Regions from separate parts of the Homo sapiens genome. Here region 2 is linked to region 1. Evidence: read pairs that join two places in POLR2A ChIA-PET (ENCODE). Cell type or tissue: Panc1. All regions are shown on one strand. Each heading gives the region's core, and the rest is flanking DNA. Links, peaks and the distances in the headings are about the cores only.

Region 1 (2,919 bases), core at 117-2,616:
TTTGGGGAAACAAGTGAATTTTTATCAGAATATTGAAATAGGATATGAACATCAAAACAATATAATTTCACACAAATAAGACCTGGTGTGGCTTGAGAGGGGTACGGCAGTTTCTTGATCTCAGTGAGAAAATATCACAAGTTGAAGATTCATGAGAATTCATTCATTCCACAAATAATTGTTGCATGCCTACTGTGCACCAGATCAGTTCCAAGCTGTTGCCCTGGAGAAGCTGACATTCTTGTGTGGTGTCAGACTCACAGATCAATGATGTCAGTCCATGAACTAAGGGTAGTCTCCTTGGTTTTCTTTAAATGTTGTGATTCACTGTATACGCCAAAATTGCTGAAACGTTAGATACTGAAAGATACTTCACTCAGCTCTCTTAAAATGAAAGCTATGATGGAGTTAAACAGCTGTCTCATGAGATCTTGTGTGACTCTCTACATTCCACCTATTGACATGGTCATTTCAGAAAAACAGCTTTGTAAGTGCACATTTAACCAGAGATCAGGTTGAGTAGCAAATTATAGGAATTGAATAGTAAAGAGTATCAATATTACAATGTAGCATTTTTTTTTCTGGGGGAAGATTAACTTTACAAAAATGTAGAGTTTAGCATAATTTTCAGTTCTATATTGAGTCACCACTGAAGCCTTACTGTAATCTGATATTCTGATACAATGTTCTTTTAAGTAGTGCCTTACCTTAATAAAGAAAACTGTCTAGATTACTTTTCAGAGCTGTTACTTCTTTTTTTTTTTTTTTTTTTTTTTTTGAGACAGAGTCTTGCTCTGTCGCCCAGAGGCTGGAGTGCAGTGGCATGATCTCGGCTCACTGCAGCCTCTTCCTCCCAGGTTCAAGTGATTTCTCCTGCCTCAGCCTCCCGAGTAGCTGGGACTACAGGTGCATGCCACCACACCCAACTAATTTTTGTATTTTTAGTAGAGATGGGGTTTCACCATGTTGGCCAGGCTGGTCTCGAACACCTGAGCTCAAGTGATCCTCCTGTCTCAGCCTCCCAAAGTGCTGGGATCACAGGCGAGCGTTGCTTCTTTATGTTTGTTTTAGATTCCATGTTGAAAAGTAGAGACCTCTGGCCTGACTGCATACGTGGTATCTTTCAAATTTTTTTCTGTAGAATTATCTCCAGCTTCACTTTTTAGCTTATGAGGAAAACAGGGCTGTTTTTAAAACACATCAAAATTAGTGCATTAAAAACTTCCCTGGAAAATATCCACCTTAGTATATAATATCAGAAATGATTTCCTATATTTATTGGCTTAGCTACTGTCAGAGCATCAATAGCCCAATGAAAGGCATGTGCACATGATAGTGTAGCCCTTTTTCCTAGGCATATTTAAATTTAGCTACTTTCATTTGACATCAGTATTATGAAAGGAGGCAGGTTGAACAGCGTGGCGAAGTAAAGGCTCATTGGTAGAAATATTTCAATAGTATGGCACTATTGTCTGCTTTTAGGGTCATAGACGGGAGAACTGTGATTGTTAACTTAGTTTCCCAGATCACCCACTGTCACATCAAGAAAAAAATTAGCCTACAGGTGACAAGCCAGGTCTGGGTTAATGACTCTGGAGATAGTGCAGGCAAAGGCTTTACTGAGCACACAGTAAAGCTTTAGGTGCCCTACATTTCCAGAGTTCTTCTGTTTAATTTTTAGGAGTTTAAATTATAAGATATTTCTAATAAGGAAAGTACAGCAGATGTTGCAGATTTTCCATACAGGTCTCCTATTTAAAAAGAAAAATATATAGATTAAACTAAGTCCTTTCTTTACATCATCCTGTTCCACTTTCTCCCAAGTGGTGGCAGCTAACCTGATGATGCTGTGTGTCCTTTCTGTATGTGTTGTTAAGACTTTTGGTACAGATGTATACACCACAATAATGGTAAAAAGGAAAGTTGCAACAATATACATACTTAATGGCACCATTTATGTAAATTTTAGGCAAAGCAATTTCATTTACAATAGAATGAAAAGGACTAAAATACTTAGGAATATATTTGACCAAGGAGGCGAAAGGCTTACACACTGAAAACTATAAAATGTTGCTGAAAGAGCTTAAAAAAGACACAAATATATGGAAGGGTATCTTGTGTCAGGGACTAGAAGACTTAATATGGTTAAAATATCAGTACCTCTCAGCTACTTGGAAGGCTGAGACAGTAGGTTCACTTGAGCCCAGGAGTTTGTGCCCAGCCTGGGCAACACAGCAAGACTCCATCTCTGGTGAACAAAAGAAAAATGAAAGAAGGAAATGTCAGTACTACCTGAAGTGATCTACAGATACAACGCCATCCCTATCAGAACCCCCAAATACATTTTGTTGCAGATATAGACAAATTTATTCTGAAATTCATGCAATTTCAAGGGGGTCCCAAATAGTCAAAACAATCCTGAAATAGAAGAAGAAAGTTGAAAGCCTTATACCTCCTCATCTCAAAACTTATTACAAAACCACAGTTTTCAAAACAGTGTGGTACTGCACATATATAGACCAATGGACTAGGATAGAGAGCCCATAAGTAAACCCTTGTATGTATGGTCAAATGGCTTTTGACAAGAGTTTCTAAAATATTCAGTGGAGAAAAGACAGCCTTTTCAACATGAATAAATTTGGGTCCTTTTCTTACTCTGTATACAAAACTAACCAAAATGGATCAAAGACCTAAATGTAAGAGCTAATGCTATAAAATTCTTAGAAGAAAACACAGGGGAAGGCTGCGCACAGTGGCTCATGCCTGTAATCTCAGCACTTTGGGAGGCCAAGGCAGGTGGATCACTTGAGCTCAGGAGTTCAAGAGCAGCCTGGGCAACATGGTGAAACCCCATCTCTACTAAAAATACAAACATTAGCTGGGCTTGGTGGTGCATGGCACACACCTGTAATCCCAGCT
Region 2 (2,919 bases), core at 268-2,767, 120 kb before region 1:
GTCACTTTAAACAACACAGATTTAGTTTTTCTTCATTCTGTGTGTTCAATTCTCATTCGTCAGGTTGTAGGGTGAGAAGGAGGCATTTTGTTCTATGCTATCCTTATTCAGTGGCTAAGGCTGATGGAGTTTCCACCATCTGCAATGTCATAGATTACAGAGGCAGGACACAGAAAAGCCTCAGTTTTGGTAATCATCAATAAGACATTCTTCATGACAAGGTGTTTACTATTATATCTCATTGTGTGGCTTTGAAATTTGCAGATTGTCACCACCATCTCCTAAATATTTCTTGAATTTATCTACTTCTCTGCATTTCTGTTGCTATTCTCTTTGTTTAAGGTAGTGTCATCCCTTGCCTACATCACTGTAACAGCTTTTGAAATGTACTCCTCTTATCATAGCTTGTAATCCCTTGGAGGTAGACTCTGGAAGCTTATTGGGGGAAATAATTTTGGGACCAATACCTGAGGGGGAATGAAGGAAACTGAGCCAAGGGAAAAGTTGAATTGATTCTCTCTCAACAAAGCCATCAGCTAATAATTTAGAGAGCTGTGAATATTTGTTGGTCTTTTTTAGTTGTTCCAAGTTCGGGCAAGAGGATTCAGCCTTTATACACCTGTATCAACTATCTAGGGGGTGTGGGCTGCCCCTAGGAAGGGGCATGACCTTAGGCAGAAAGCCGAGGACAAGTCAGCTTTTGGTTGACAATACTTACAACAGTTGGGGCAATGTCCTGAACTAGGGATCTGGGCAGAAAACTGTACTTAATAACTTTGAGATATATTTTTCATGATTGTTCATTTCTAAGTAATTTCAGATTTCTGCTATGATTTTGACTCATATGTTATTTGGTGATGTATTTTAATTCTTTAATTTTTTGAGATAGAGTCTTGCTCTGTCATTGAGGCTGGAGTGCAGTGGTGTGATCACGGCTCACTGTAGCCTCAACCTCCTAGGCTCAAGCGATCCTCCCACCTCAGCCACTGGAGTAGCTGGGACTACAGGCACATGCCACCACTTTTGGCTAATTTTTGTTGTTGTTGTTGTTTTTGTATTTTTTGTAGAGACAGGGTTTTGCCATGTTGCCCAGGCTGGTCTCAAATTCCTGGGCTCTACTGATCCTCCTGCTTTGGCCTCCCAAAGTGCTAGAATTACAAGTGTGAGCCACCATGCCAAGCCTAGTGATATATTTCTAAATAACTGAAAAAAAAATAGTTTTTTATTATTATTGATTTCTAACTTAATTGCTTTGTGGTCAGAGAGTATCATGTTTTTCATTTAAAAATCTTTCAGATTTGATGAAAATTGCTTTATGGCTAAGGAATAAGTCACTCTGATACATATTCTGTATGTTCCTGAAAAGAGTGTATATTCTCAAATTATTATATGCAATGTCTTATAGAAAACTCAAGAGGTCAAACCTACCTATTGGGATATTCAAAACTTCTAGTGAGTTTTTTTTTTTTTTTTTAATTAAGACAATGGAGTCTCACTCTGTCACCCAGGCTAGAGTGCAATGGTGCGATCTTGGCTCAATGCAACCTCCGCCTCCCGGGTTCAAGTGATTCTCCTGTCTCAGCCTCCTGAGTAGCTGGGATTACAGGCACCCACCACCATGCCCGACCAAGTTTTATAGTTTAGTAGAGATGGGGTTTCACCATGTTGGCCAGGCTGGTCTCGAACTCCTGACCTCGGGTCATCCGCCCACCTTGGCCTCCCAAAGTGCTGAGATTACAGGCATAAGCCACTGCGCCCAGCCTGTGTGGGTTTTTTTTTTTTTTTTTTTTGAGACAGAGTCTCACTCTGTCGCCCAGACGGGAGTACAGTGGCATGATCTCGGCTCACTGCAAGCTCCCCTCCCAGGTTCACACCGTTCTCTTGCCTCAGCCTCCCAAGTAGTTGGGACTACAGGTGCCTGCCTCCACGCCCGGCTAATTTTTTGTATTTTCAGTAGAGACGAGGTTTCACCATATTAGCCAGGATGGTCTTGATCTCCTGAGCTCATGATCTGCCCGCCTCTGCCTCCCAAAGTGCTGGGATTACAGGTGTGAGCCACCGTGCCCGGCCTTTTTTTTTTTTTTTTGAGACAAAGTCTCGCTCTGTCACCTAGGCTGGAGTGCATTGGCACAATCTGGGCTCACTGCAACCTCTGCCTCCCGGGTTCAAGCAATTCTCCTGCCTCAGCCTCCCGAGTAGCTGTGACTACAGGTGCCTGCCACCACACCTGGCTAATTTTTTTGTATTTTTAGTAGAGATGAGGTTTCACCATGTTGGCCAGGCTGGTCTCGGACTCCTAACCTTAAGTAATCCGCCCACCTCGGCCTCCCAAAGTGCTGGGATTATAGGCATGAGTCACCACATCCAGCCTTTTTGTGATGTTTTTGGATATCTGATGGACCTATATTTGAAAAAGTGATTTTCCAATTTTTCCTTGCTCGTTAGGTTTTGTCCCTGTTTAGATAATAGGTGTATTACAGTGTATCGTGTTTCCTTGGCTATCAAAACATAATGACCAATTTTTGTTTTCAAGTCTAATTATGATATTAATATTCCTAAACAAGCTTATTTTTGTTTTATCCTTGTATCATTCTTTATCTTTTTCATCTGCCAGTGAACTGTTGTTTTAGGTGTGTCTCTTGTAAGTGCACATCTAAATTTGGACTGGATTTTTATTTTATTGTTTTTCTATTCAGCCTGCTGGAGCTTGTCTTTTAGCTGGAGAGTTTAGTCCATTTATATTTATTGTATTTAAAATTATATTTTGATTTATTTATATAATCTACTTTTTGGGGGTTTTGTTTGTTCCATTCTTTGGATTCTGTTTTCTTTCTTGGCTTCTTTTTGATGACGACTTTAAAAAAAATGTCTCTTGTTCTTATTTTATGTCCCCTTCCCATTCCTCCCTCCACTATGTTG

What was found. ChIA-PET counts read pairs that join two places held together with the same protein. Peaks named below come from ENCODE experiments on the same cell type or tissue, not always from the same donor. Only the 100,000 strongest peaks of a DNase experiment are listed, where the experiment ranks them.
Region 2: POLR2A ChIA-PET joins it to region 1 with 17 read pairs; 3 of 35 experiments call an interaction of 5 or more read pairs at or near these places.

What each region holds. Positions count from the first base shown.
Region 1 is chr13:100,369,322-100,372,240 of GRCh38, forward strand. All of the region lies in intron 19 of PCCA (propionyl-CoA carboxylase subunit alpha), which reads left to right. Among named protein-coding and RNA genes, the nearest start is that of PCCA-AS1, 110 kb to the right of the region's middle. In Panc1, for the core only: no CTCF peak of the experiment used is centred there; no DNase peak of the experiment used is centred there; H3K27ac peaks cover 1,555 bases.
Region 2 is chr13:100,245,446-100,248,364 of GRCh38, forward strand. All of the region lies in intron 8 of PCCA (propionyl-CoA carboxylase subunit alpha), which reads left to right. Among named protein-coding and RNA genes, the nearest start is that of PCCA, 160 kb to the left of the region's middle. In Panc1, for the core only: no CTCF peak of the experiment used is centred there; no DNase peak of the experiment used is centred there.